Linked DNA regions of Homo sapiens: region 1 is linked to region 2. Evidence: chromatin loops called from intact Hi-C (ENCODE). Cell type or tissue: endothelial cell of umbilical vein. All regions are shown on one strand. Each heading gives the region's core, and the rest is flanking DNA. Links, peaks and the distances in the headings are about the cores only. Region 1 has its middle 330 kb from the start of LINC01507. Region 2 has its middle 22 kb from the start of LINC01507.

Region 1 (6,646 bases), core at 2,631-5,130, 360 kb after region 2:
ATGTAATTGGGGAATTGGAAATTAAAACAATAGTTAGATACTTCAACGTATCTACTCAGAATGGCTAAAACACATAATATTGACGAAATCAAATGATGACGAGGATATGGAGCAATAGGAACAGGAATTCATTGCTAATGGGAATGCAAAATGTTGCAGCAGTTTTTGGTGACTATTTCCTACAAAACCAAACATACTCTTACCATAGGATCCAGCAATTGCACTTGTTGGTGCTTATCCAAAGGAGCTGAAAACTTATGTCCACACGAAACTTATACATGTATGTTTGTAGCAACCTTATTCATAATTGCCACAACTTGGAAGGAACCAAGATGTCCTTCAACTGATAAATGGATAAATAAACTGTGGTACATTCATAGAATGAAATATTATTCAGTACTAAAAAGAAATGAGTTATCAAGCCATGAAACAACACGAAAGAAACTTAAATGCACATCACTAAGTGAAATAAGCTAGTCTGAATAAGATTCATACTATATTATTTCAACAATATGACACCCTGGAGAAGGCAAAACTATGGTTAGAGTAAAAACATCAGTGGTTGTTCAGGGTTAGGAGGAAGGGATAGATAAACAGGCAGAGCAGAGAGGATTTTTAGGGTAGTGAAACAACTTGGTGTGATAGCTATATGTCATCATACAACTGCCAAAATCCATAGAATATACATCACCAAGAGTGACCCTTAAAGTAAACTATGGACTTTGGGTGATATGGATGTGTCTAGGTAGGTTCATCAGTTGTAACAAATGTTCCAGTCTGGTGCTAGATATGGATGGTCAGGGAGGCTGTTTGAGGTAGAGTAAGGGGGTGCAGGCTGGGGCTATATGAGAACTTTGTACTTTCTACTCAATTTTTCTGTGAACCTAAAACTGCTTTAAAAATACTATATATATATAATTATATATAATATATTATATATAATTATATATATATATACACACACACACACACACACACACATATGTAATATTATTAGGAGACCTATTCTCTTAATATCTTACACAAGGTTCCCTGGAGTACTTGCCCCTTTAATGCATAAGTAAAAAGATCACAATTTATCATTTTTCTTCTGCCCTTCCTCATCAGCATCCTCCATGCATTGAAAAAATTTTAAACTTCAGTCTTTATGATCAGTTTTGCCCATCAATGACTGAGAATTAAATAAACGACCTTTGGGTTTTCATATCCCATTGCTGAAGTGTTTCTTGTTTTGTTCTTAGAATACATTTTCAGGTTTTTAACATGGCCTGTAAAAGCCTCTGTGATCTAGCACCCGTCTGCCTCTCTTGCCTCTTGCCCCTCCTCACTTTCATTCTTTGTGCTCTAACTTAAAAAATAAATGATTCTGTTATTTGAGAATGCTACTTTTATTTTATGTTTACCCCACCCGGGCTTATGCACTTGCTGTTCCCTCTTTCGGAACTATTCCCTCCCTCAGCAATTTGTTTTGCTTTGTTTTCTCAACTTCAAATGGAGCTGGTATCTGTCCAGTGTATTTCCCAGGCTATTGAGAGGTTTAAAAGTCAAATACATGATTACAGATTCTCTGGGGGGGAAAAAAGGTGCTAATTTAAAAAACTAATTGTAGACTTTAGCCCTGGAAACCCAACTTACTCCATGGGAACAGGAAAGTCACCCTGAAGCAGTTGCACCATCCAAATAGGAAACACCACTAGGAAGAATTAAGTGAAAGAGGAAACTAAGGGTAGTCAGCATGGGAGTGGTGATAAACAACATAGACTCTGGGCAGGTGCACTTAGGTCCAAATCATAACTCTTTGTGAACATTTGACATTTGACAATTAACCTCTTTAAGTCCTAGTTTCCTCCCTTGTAAAATGGGGAATATGACAGTCTCCTACATGTTAGGGTTTTGGTAAAGATTATGAGAATAAGCATTAAATGCTAATTCAATATTATGTGCATTATTACTATTATTATTATGAATTCTATTTTGCATATATTGAATTTAAGTGCCAGTAGGATATCCAGTGTGCAAGATGAAGCTGAGTATTTGCCTCTGAATTTCAGGAGCAAGATACGGGTGGGTAATTTGTACTTGTGAGTCATCAACGTATACATAGAACTTGAAATCCTGGGCATCAAAAAGATGACCTGAAGAGAGTGTGAAGACTGAAAAAGAGGTGTGGACCTTAACATCTAGGTGATGGAATTGAAAACAAGGCCGAGAAAATGTGACCTTTGGAAAAAAATCAGGAGTCTGAGATGTCACAGAAGTCAATGCATTTTATATTTGAAGAAGACAGATAGTTAATTTGGAGAAATCAGTAATTTAGTGACTCACCTCCACATTCTGGATCTGCCATGCATGTGAATAAAATTATGCCTGGGGAAAATGACAAATGGTTACATATTACGGACCTCGAAGAGTTTCTGGCAAAGTCAAATCTGTGAATAACCCATCTGTGAAAATCAAGAGTCTCATGAACTTTTGGGACCCCTGATATGATCTGTATGTCTCCTGAAACACAGCACTTAGTCATTTTTGTAGGACAACACTGTTCATGACATCACTGATAATAAAACTATCCAGGCATTAAAAATAAATTAAAAATATGGAATTTTTCTTGACTATTGGTTCCCTCAGCAGTAAAATATACACTTTGAGTTACATAGAGTTGTGGATGGTTTAATTAAAAGCTACCACTCCATGAATATTAGAGAGATAAGAAAACTGCAGCCAGGGGTAAGGTGCCTTATCTGAAAATGCGAACATAACAAAGTGGTAATGTTATCTTTTGAATTGGATTTTTAAATAGAGTAGCTGTAATGCCCCATAAAGCAACACTCCTAATTTGTAATGTAAAATTGTACCCCTCCTTTGCATCCCTTTGCTGGGTTCTAGTTCTGGCTGATAAAAGAGGACATGAAACTTGAAATAAGATCTTTGCATAACAAACACCTATGATTCATACCTGATGTGCAGAAAATGGCCATCTGCTAACAAGCACATGTGAGCAGCCTGGCTATTTGCTGAAATCTCATGGGTGGACCTAGGTTTAATCATACATGGAAGAGCAAAGTGTTTCTGTTCCCAAAGGAATCACCAGTCTCCATGGGCTAATGCGGAAGATGCTGGCAATAATGTAGTTACTGATAATTGCCATTTTACAGAGCTTGGATGGGTGGGGTCATTCAATTAGAAACGCCATGCTGTTTCCAATTCACCTGGTTGGGATCAAAAGGTGCTTTAGCTTGAAGTGAAATGAGAAAGAGAAAACCAGTCTCTCACCCCTCCTGGGCCACTAACCCTGCTTTCCTAGGCTTGCAGTGTTTTGAAAGCTGCTCTGTCTGGCCCTTGAAATTGCATTCAAATCCTTCTCTGAAAGTCCTCAGACAGTAACCAATCTCATATGGTGAGGGCAGCTTGAGACTGAAAAAGGAACATATAACTCTGATGGGTCTATTGAATATACTAGAAGGCATCTTAAAGTGAAATAATACAACTGGTTTCAAAAGCTACACTTCCCCCCCAAAAGTCAGCAAGGGTAAATTGGATGGGAATGCGTAAAAATTGAGTTCCTTGGGCTTTTTTCTGTGACTTGGTATCAGTAAATTTTCCTCAATCTCTTTTTATTTCCTGGCTTGCTAGCCTCCCATTCATGTGCTACAGTAGAATGTAAACAGCTGGTTCATTTGCAATCCATTATGACATTTATAATACTGCCATCCTCATAAAGACAAGGATTATTGTTAGGGATATGCTATTTCTAGAGTCTAACGACTTGTTATCTGACAGAGCGTGTATCCGGATTTTAAACTTATAATTAATCACAGTTTGGTCCACTTGAAACTGACCCAAAAAACACAAACATGAGAAGCTTTTTCATTGCTTATAAGAATAACAATTGAAACATGACTAATTTCTTGAAACAAACCCGCTCCTTTTGTCTCTTTGGGGTGAAAATATTATTTTTAGCCAGTTCCTAGATTTACACGAGCTGTACATTTTGACTCTGACACTTCCCTCCTGGTATTTATACTTTTTATTCATAAACTTGGACATTGACAAGGTATTGTAAATAGTCTTTCAAGGATTCCTATTTTAGGACTGGTGCACTAAAGAGGGAAAGATCAGTTGCCTCCACTGCTTTAAACCTTAATAGGTTTAAACCTCAGTCAGGGGAGAGAGAAAAAAAAGTATGTCTTTTTAACTAATATCCATGTCATCTTCTTAATCATGCTGATTCTGAATAATTCAGCCTCTATGGAAGTTGCAGAGCCAGAATCTATAGCTCTGTCTCTCTCAGGGGTGGTGGAGGGAGGAGTTTATTATTAACAAGTTTGACAGGAGAGAGCTCTGGCAGGTTAATTGCTACAGCAGGACTAGCTGGGAGTTTGCTGGTGATATATAGCGACGAAAGCGAGTGAAGGAGATTGACTATGCCTGTTACAGAACAAATATCTTCATGCACCTCAGGTTTCTCAGAAAGATATGAGAAATAAATGTTCGCTGTTCATTTTCTGTCTGCACAATAAAAATAGCCTCCAGCTAAACATGGCGACTACAGCACAGAGACTTAAAAAAAAAAAAGGAAATTTGCAAATTAACATTATTACAAACATTCCTGCCTGAAAGTGCTGAAAATCAATTTCAATATATTTTGCATTTTAATGAATTGCCAAAGAGATAAATCAGACAGTGTTTGAGGAATGCTTGCTTGGCAATGATGTTTTCTTATCGCATCTTGTCTTAACTGATAGCATTTAAAATGAAACCAGTGTTAATTGAAGGCGTGGGAAATGTAACTGCTAGTTAATGAAGTAAATGCATGCTAGTTATGCAGAATTAGAAATCTGCTTTAATGTACTAACTCTAACATTGTCTCCCTGTTCTGTAGCCTCCTCATTCCAAGGCAGTAATACTCAGTATTATAAATGGTTGAAAGGCAGAGCCCACGCTAGAGCTAAGGGCCATTGTGTTTTAATCCCCCAGTGGAAACAGGATGCAAATACTGTTGTTTTTACTTTACACAGTAAACAACAAATTTCAACTCCTGAGCCTTTGGGGAGCTTTAGGGGGAAGGCCGAGTCTCCCACTTCTTTTCTTCAAAGAAAATAAACAACATAACTTTTCAATCTAACATCTGTTTGCACTGTTTAAAATTAGGCAGCTGAAAGAGGATGTCAGTTTGCTAATGTTACCGAGGTTGTAGCTTTCTCCATGTCTTATCCATCCATGCTCAGCACATAGTATGTGCTCATTCAAATTTTACTAAATGAATGGAAGGATGGATAATTGTCCTCTTTTGATCTCCATGTCTCTAAACAACAGAGAAATCATTATATTTCCTAATCTGTATGTCTATGTGTTTAACACAACAAATAATAAACTAACACTTTCTAATAGCATGTAGAGAATATACGTGCATTTTTTTTCTTTATCTTCTGCAAGGATATAATCCTTCTGCAACTTCACATTGTTCCTTCTAATTGCTTTTCGCTATCCATTAGTTTTCTTCCTTTCTTTCTTTCTTTTAATTGTGTAAAAATAAATAAGGCAAACTATTTTTGGGGAAATAATTTCTTGAAAAGTAACAAATGACTCATCATTTGGCAAACTAAAATTAGGCAGCAACAAGGATGGGAATTTATATTTTCTTCTGCACCATAGAGTGTTTTAAGTCTGGAGGTGACTGAGGGGTTCTTTACGTTCTATCAATGAGACAGAAAGGCTTACCTTGTAAAACCATTTGGCCAATGCAAGATTTGTTCTCCGTAATGCAATTCTTAGGAGGGCTTTTTTTCCTTAAATTTTAAATTTTATCACCAGTGTGTCAAAAAACTAAACATCATTTTGCAATTGTGAGGAATTCGTCATTAAATAACTGTGTAATAGTTAAGGGAAAAAAAGTTCCCAATGCATAGAAAATATGACCATTAGATATTAATCATGGAAAATTTGGAAGATGTGATTAATATTCGAACAAAATAATATATGGCATAGAAGCAAGTCTCTCCTACTGTTAAAATTAAAGCCCTATTTACTAATATGTTTAATATGTTAACATCCTGTCACCCTGATTGTCTCATTCAGCCTTGGATACAGCTAAATATAAACCCCTCACACAACCAGATTTTATATACATCATATATAAAACATGGAATTGCTTAATAAACATGGTGTGTTAAGGTGATGAATTCTTACAGTAAACCCAAGGGTAAAGAGCCTTTAAAAATTAATCTAATTTCTCCTGAAACACTTTTCTACAGAGATTATGAAATGGCTTGTAACCAAGCTGGCTTTGAAAAACTATCAGTAACAGCTATTTTTTCCTGATCATTTAAAATGCCAATTGTAGGTATCAGAGGGGTAATTGACCTGGCCTGTACTGGAAACCTTATTGCATAAAAGGCTTGGGACATTTTTCCTTTTATTGATTTCATTTAACTTAATATAAACAACATTTTAAAGTAGCTAGCAAAAATGAATGATTAACCAAATTTCAAATTGACCCAGAAACTCACATCTGTCTGAAGAAATGCAATACACATAGTATTTTAGTCATAAAATGAAAACATGAAGCAATGCAATGTCTATTTTTAAAATGAAACAAAGTTGCAGTTTTAGTTTTGTTAAATAATATTTTCAAACTAGCTGCTTC
Region 2 (6,646 bases), core at 1,416-3,915:
CAAGATTGGGGAGGCATTTCTTGCCAAAATCTAAAGTTAAACCCAGAGAGAAGGCAGTCTAGTTCAGGGGCCACTGTTCCTTCATTATGAACCTTCATGGACTATTATTTATTTATTTATTTAAATGATAGATTTAGGGAGTAAAAGTGCAGTTTTGTTACATGGAAATACCGCATAGTGGTGAAGTCTGGGCTTTTAGCCAGAATAGTGTACATTGTACCCAATGCTAGTATTTCATCCCTCACCCCCACCATCCCACCATTGCACCCTGCCACGTCTCCAATGTCTATGATTCCACCCCCTGGGTCCATGTAATTTCATTGATTACTTTAAAATTGTATTTTAATTGGTAGGAGGCAGAGTTGGTTTTGAGCATCTATAATTTGAAAATGTGACTGGAAATGTGATAGTCAGTTTGCATGGATAGGAATATACTTTTGCTGCTGGCCTTTTCTTTAATATATTATTCTGCTGACAAATTAGGGCTATTAAAAATTCCTTGCAGTAGAGGCAGTTGATTATTTAAGGTAAGACTGTGGATACCTCTGTCAGCCTTTGACAGAAGACACAAACCATAATTCGCAACCTGTAATGTAAACCTTGAAACAACTGAGTAACTTAACAGACTTGAATCAAGCATAAACAATGAAGTGGTTTGAAAGGGTTGGTCTCCCTAAAATGTCACGTTCCATGGAAGAATGCTTTCTCTATTTGATCTGTCACTAGAGCTCTCAAAACATGACACTCCTTGAACACAATATACTTTCATGATAAACTAGATTAACTTTCCCAGTACAAGTGAAAGGCCACCTGTTGCCAGAATGGCCATATTCCTCGTTGGCTGTCTTGTAGCTGTCATCACTTCAATGCAATCTGCAGCCGACATGCTGGAATATAATGAATATGTCAGAAGTTGGAGGTCAGCCATCCAAGTACATGAAAACTTGGCTCGCCTACAGTGTCAGCATGGAGGCCTCCCTATCATCTTGTGCAAAGGATTTCTGCACCACTTGATTTGTTTGCACAGGGTTTGTTGCTGTTGGATGGGGCGTATTTCTGAGAGGCTTTTTGACAGCCCATTCAAATATTTTCAGTGTGGAAAAACAGGGCTTCTGGTTTCAAGCTCTTCAAATAATAGGTGTTGTGAAATGCTGTGGAAGCTGATGGTGGTGGGGATCTGTTGTTGGTTTTAGTGTAAAAACACCCATAGAGACTGTTAGAAGTGTTTTGGTTGGAGTGGAGAGGAAGATGGGTTGGAAGATCAGAGCTACTGAGGAGATCTCAGTGGTGCTCAATTCCTACCTTCTCCTGCCCACCCTTCACTTTCAATGGTATTGGGTCATGTGGACCACAAGTTCTAGGCACTGGAAGGTATAAAATAGCACATCATTTGTAGTTATATGCTATACATTTACTATAGAGAGAGTGCAATATGCATCTGTTTTCCCAGGCCACAACGCTGAGGAATAATGAGAGGCTTTTGTTCACTCATGGCATGTCTGTTCTTTCCCTGTTTCTTCTCCCAGTAAAGTCTGCTTTGGCTAACAGCACCAGAAAGAGGCCCTCTGAAGTCTTGGTCAGTGTAATTAAAGGATCATGAGTAATTCCACTGGCTGAAAGTAAGAGAGTTTAAAAGAAGTCTTAGCTGTTGTGAAATGTTTGCCCCAAACCTTTAAAGATGAACTAAAAGAATTCTGTCCTTAGCTGTAGCTAGGGCAGAATTTCTCAGCCTTGGCACTCTTGACATTTTGGATCAGATAACTCTTTGTTATTGGGGGCAGTCCTGTGCATTTTAGGATGTTTGGCACCTGCTCAGTCATGACAATGAAAATATCTTCACATGTCCCAAATTGAATATCCCAAATGTCCCCTGGGGCCCACTGTGGGGCAAAATTACCCTCAGTGCAGAACCACTAAGTTAGGGGCATACAAAGATCCTAAAAGGATATTACATTGAAATATCATAAAGAAGCAAATTATATGCATAAACCCATCCTCCCAACTTTACCTCCTCAGTTTTAACATTGAAATATCAACTGAAAAGGAGGAGGATGTTTATTGTACTCTACCCCATAATTCACATTCATACATCCTAAGCGTGCAAGTTTGGGTGGCCAAGGATGCAAGATCATCTGTTTGTTTTGGTAATAGCAACAAGATTAGTTCTCATATATTGAGAAACTGAGCCATGTGCTAAGTCACCTGTGTGTGTTATTTCACTTGCTCCTCATGACAAATGTAGGGTTAACTATATTATTACCATACTTTCTTATCAGATGAGTACACTGGAGTTTTGAACATTTAAACTGCTTTCCCAAGCTTGTACGGTTTGTAGGTGGCAGTGGTTTCACCCAGAGCCTGTATGTTGAAGTCCTTCTGCACAGTTCTCCCTCTGTGGCTGAATCACAGTGGAAGGAAGCCTGCTCCTGGGGTCTGAACTGTTATTGGTCCTCAACAGCTGATGCTCAGCAGATTTCTTTCTAGCACTCTCACATAATTTAGGCCTCAATGAGTCACATCCTATAATCGTTTTATGAGAACAAAGTGGCAAATAGCTAATTTAAAATTATCCCTGTCAAAAGAAGATAAGAAAATTACGTGTGGGTTTGATAAAAAACATTTTATATCTCTTCTAAAACACTTGTTAAATTTTATCGAGCTGTGACCTTATAAACTTAGACCTATAATGTATCAGCAAGCTACATGCTCACTAGGAATCCAAATCCCCACTCAATATTCACTTTGCATTAATTAACTCAGTGTTTAATTTTGCTGTTTGTTTCCATCATCTTTAACATTATCGACATGTGGTGACAAGGAGAAATATTTGACTACCGCATTACCTTTTTTTTCTCTCTCTTGTTCCGCTAGTGGAGGTTTAAAAACTAGTGAAATGGTCAAGAGTCAAAAACATTGAGCAAAATAAAACAATGAAAACAGAGGCACCAATTAATCCACAGCCTGGAAAATGAACTAACAAATTTGCCCTCATCTGTGTTATCTTAGTCCAATGCCAGAGTTCCTTTCCTCCTCTATTTATACATTTTTAAAATCTTCCCTTCAGTTTATCTCCATTTATCATGCTACAATTCCCCAAGTTGGATATAAAAGTAATGTAGGAAGAGACTTTCCTCTCAGTTTCTATTTTAATCTGTGCATTAGGCCATTTCTTCATTAGTAGTTATTAGACACTCAGCAAATGTTTACTGTCATAAAGAGCTCAGTTGACAAATCAGAGTAGAAAACACATCAAAACAGAAGAGATAGACAAAACTTAGCTATATGGAAAAGAACTCTACTGCCATTAAATGGTGCAGGACAGAAAGAATGGTGAATTGTTAATGCTGTATTTCACGGATTCCTTTTTAAGAACTCTTTATCATGGAGAATTTCAAACATATACAAAATTAGAAAGAATAGTAAATGAACATATACTTGTCACTCAGCCCCAAAAACCAACCATCCATGGCCTTGACTGCATTAGTTTTCTATTAAGATGAAATGAGTCATCCCATATTGTAGCAGCTTAAAAAAAGTACATCTATTATTTCACAGTTTCTGTGGACTTGGTCTTTGCATTGGGCTTATTCGGGTTCTCTAGCTGTGGTTCTCTCACAGGCTGCAGTCATGTCAAGATTCACCTGGAAAGGATCCATTTCCTAGGCCCGATTCAGTTCCTCATGAGTTGTTGGCTGTAGACCTCCCTCTGTTCCTTTTCACATGGGCAGCTCTATAGAGAGCATCTCACAATATGGAGTTTGCTTCATCAGAGTGCCAACAAGAAAGAGAGAGCAAGGGAGAGCGAGCAAGACGGGAAGATTCAGTCTCACGAAAGAGGTACCTGATCGCCCTTGCCATATCTACTCCTTGGAAAAAAGTCACTAGGTCCAGCCCACACCCAAGGGGAGGGGATTACATGCCAGGAGGCAGGAATCCTTGGAGGCCACTTCCGAAGTCTGCCTGCCATGCCTCCATTCATCTCTACCCTCCAACATTATTTTAAAGCAAATCCCAGATATCATGTCATCTCTTCTGTAAATATTTCAACATACTTGCCTAAAAGATAAGGGCTCCTTCAAAAAATACATAACCAAATATGTCAAAAATATTCTCAAATATCCAGTGTTCAAGTTTTCAGTTGTCTCATGACTACCATGATGCATTGAAATTGATTATGTTTTAAAAATATATGTGAAGTCACTTTTAATCTATTATTTCTCTCTTCTCTCTTGCAATTTACTTGTTGAAGAAGCCAGCTTGTTTGACCTGCAGTTTCCTGTAGTCTGGGTTTTGCCAGTTGGATCCCTGTGGTGTTCATTTATCATGTCCTTTATATTTCCTTATAAATTGATAATCATTTATTTTTAAGATAGCATTTTTCACAAATTGAAATTAGGACACATCTTATCATCAATGGCATTGTATTATAATTTCTCAGGTGCCAGTTATGATACTGTTGTCATTGCCCAGCCTGTGCAAACTTGTCTTGGCTATTTATATTTTTATTGCATCAATTGAGTTGTGTGGTATTACGTGTGCTGAGTTTAAATGCCATATATTTTTTTTTTCAAAAAGATTATGCTATGATTATGTATTGAAAGGAAAAATTACTGTGTGTGCAGAAACACAGAAACAGAATAGAGGGGTATAAATTTGATATATTCATGACTGGACCTCAATAACTCCTTGACATTGGTGACAGCAAGCCAAGTAAGAACATTTGAGAAAGGAATGTGTGTCCTGATATTGCCTGAAAAGATCAAGGAAGCACCAGTATCAACACTTGCCAACTGGGTGTCAGTCCTTTGGAAGAAAATTCCATAGTCAATAGTGGAGTATTCTATCGTGTATTATCTTTCAACAAAATAGTATAGAAAAACATAGAGAGACTATTTAAAAAATCATAGAGGCCAGGCGCGGTGGCTCACGCCTGTAATCCCAGCATTTTGGGAGGCCGAGGCGGGTGGATCACGAGGTCAAGAGATCCAGACCAGCCTGGCCAACATGATGAAACCCCATCTCTACTAAAAATACACAAATTAGCTGGGTGTGGTGGCGTATATCTGTAATCCCAGCTACTCAGGAGGCTGAGGCAGGAGAATCGCTTGAACCCGAGAGGCAGTGGTTGAAGTGAGCCGAGATCGTGCCACTGCACTCCAGCCTGGCCACAGAGCAAGACTCCATCTTAAAAAAAAAAAAGAAAAAGAAAAAATGAAAAAGAAAAACATAGAAAGACTAATTTTAAGGCATATCATTGGTGATTCTCTGTATAAAAGTGATTCCTGCTGAATTTTTTCCTTAGAATTTTTTTTCAGAATATTTATTGGCTTTGAGAAATATTAAGTGAAAGTGATAAGAAACAGCGTTGCAGAATCAATATTATCCTAATTGACACCCAGGGAGAAGATTGGAAAGAAATATATCAAATTGCTACTAATGATGAGATTCTGGGACACTTATTTTTTCATTTATATTTTGTTTTTGTTTTTCTGGATTCATTATAATAAACAAGGATACTGTTCAAAACCAGAAGAAAACCCCACAAACCCCAGCAAATATTATTTTTGTGAAGGCACCATGTCAGAAGACTAATATGCCGGGTTGTGGGATGGCTTTTGTGAGAGAAGCTCTGGATGTCCTCAGGCTCACAGACTGGGGGTGAATTATATTTCTTGACTGTGGAGGCCCTTGACAATCTTTGTGTCAATGGACCCTGCCTCTTCCTGCTTGTGAAGCAAGCAACCTGTCCACCCCTGACTCTGGCAGTCTTTGATGCTGACTCATGAGGGATTTTCTCCAATCCTTATTGGTTGTTTTCCAGATTGCCCAGGTATAATGTTCTGATGATGAGCTTGGGTTCTTTCCATGAAGATTTTCTGGGTTCTTTCCATGAAGATTTTTTTTTTTTTTTTTGGTAATGTCTTAACTGGTAGCATTTTAGCTAGCACTTTCATTGTTTTGGATACAGAGGAGTCTGGAAAAATAAGTTTTAAGAAATAATTTCAATAAGTATAAAATAAAAAAATGTAAATAATAAGAAGGCATTTTTATCAGTTTAATTGGTAAGTTTTTTTTCCTTGGTGGCTATTAAAATAACTGTGTGTTTTTCAGCTAAGTTATCAGGTTTGATGAAATATATTAATAATAACAAAACTAAAAAAAAAAAAAAGAAAAAAACTGAATAAATTCTCTCCTCTACAGCTAAGATTAGGAGATTTGGGGATTTATCTCTTTCTTCTCTCATCATATGTCTTTTCTTGTTGATAATCTCACATTTCCTTGACAGCAGACACCATAAGTTGCTAAATACATCATGAACTGAATAACAACAGCTTTTCAGAAAAAAATAGGTACCTATAAAGTTGCACAACTTTCTTTTTCCTGACAGATATATATTCTTCAGTTCATAAGTTTGGTTAAAGCATAAGCTTTTTTGCATTTAAAGTCCAAATATTCTCCTGGGTCTATTTGGACACCGTCCATGGGATCATGGTGACTTCTCCACTTCTCAGAACCTGAGTTTTATAGTCTGTTCCTCTTTAGCATGTTCAGGAACAAAAGACTAATTTCAAGGCATATCACAGTATTTCAGGCTTCATGAACAGTTCCCATGTGGTTAAAATCATCATTACATTTTTTTTCCTTT

The links. A loop is a pair of places that touch in the nucleus more often than their neighbours do. Peaks named below come from ENCODE experiments on the same cell type or tissue, not always from the same donor. Only the 100,000 strongest peaks of a DNase experiment are listed, where the experiment ranks them.
Region 1: it touches region 2 in a loop (4-fold over the local background); 1 of 110 quality-filtered maps calls a loop at or near these places.

The regions. Positions count from the first base shown.
Region 1 is chr9:80,154,005-80,160,650 of GRCh38, forward strand. No RefSeq gene overlaps it. Among named protein-coding and RNA genes, the nearest start is that of LINC01507, 330 kb to the left of the region's middle. RefSeq lists an enhancer at 2,928-3,429. In endothelial cell of umbilical vein, for the core only: no CTCF peak of the experiment used is centred there; a DNase peak (open chromatin) is centred at 3,817; H3K27ac peaks cover 395 bases.
Region 2 is chr9:79,799,203-79,805,848 of GRCh38, forward strand. No RefSeq gene overlaps it. Among named protein-coding and RNA genes, the nearest start is that of LINC01507, 22 kb to the right of the region's middle. In endothelial cell of umbilical vein, for the core only: no CTCF peak of the experiment used is centred there; a DNase peak (open chromatin) is centred at 2,439; H3K27ac peaks cover 512 bases.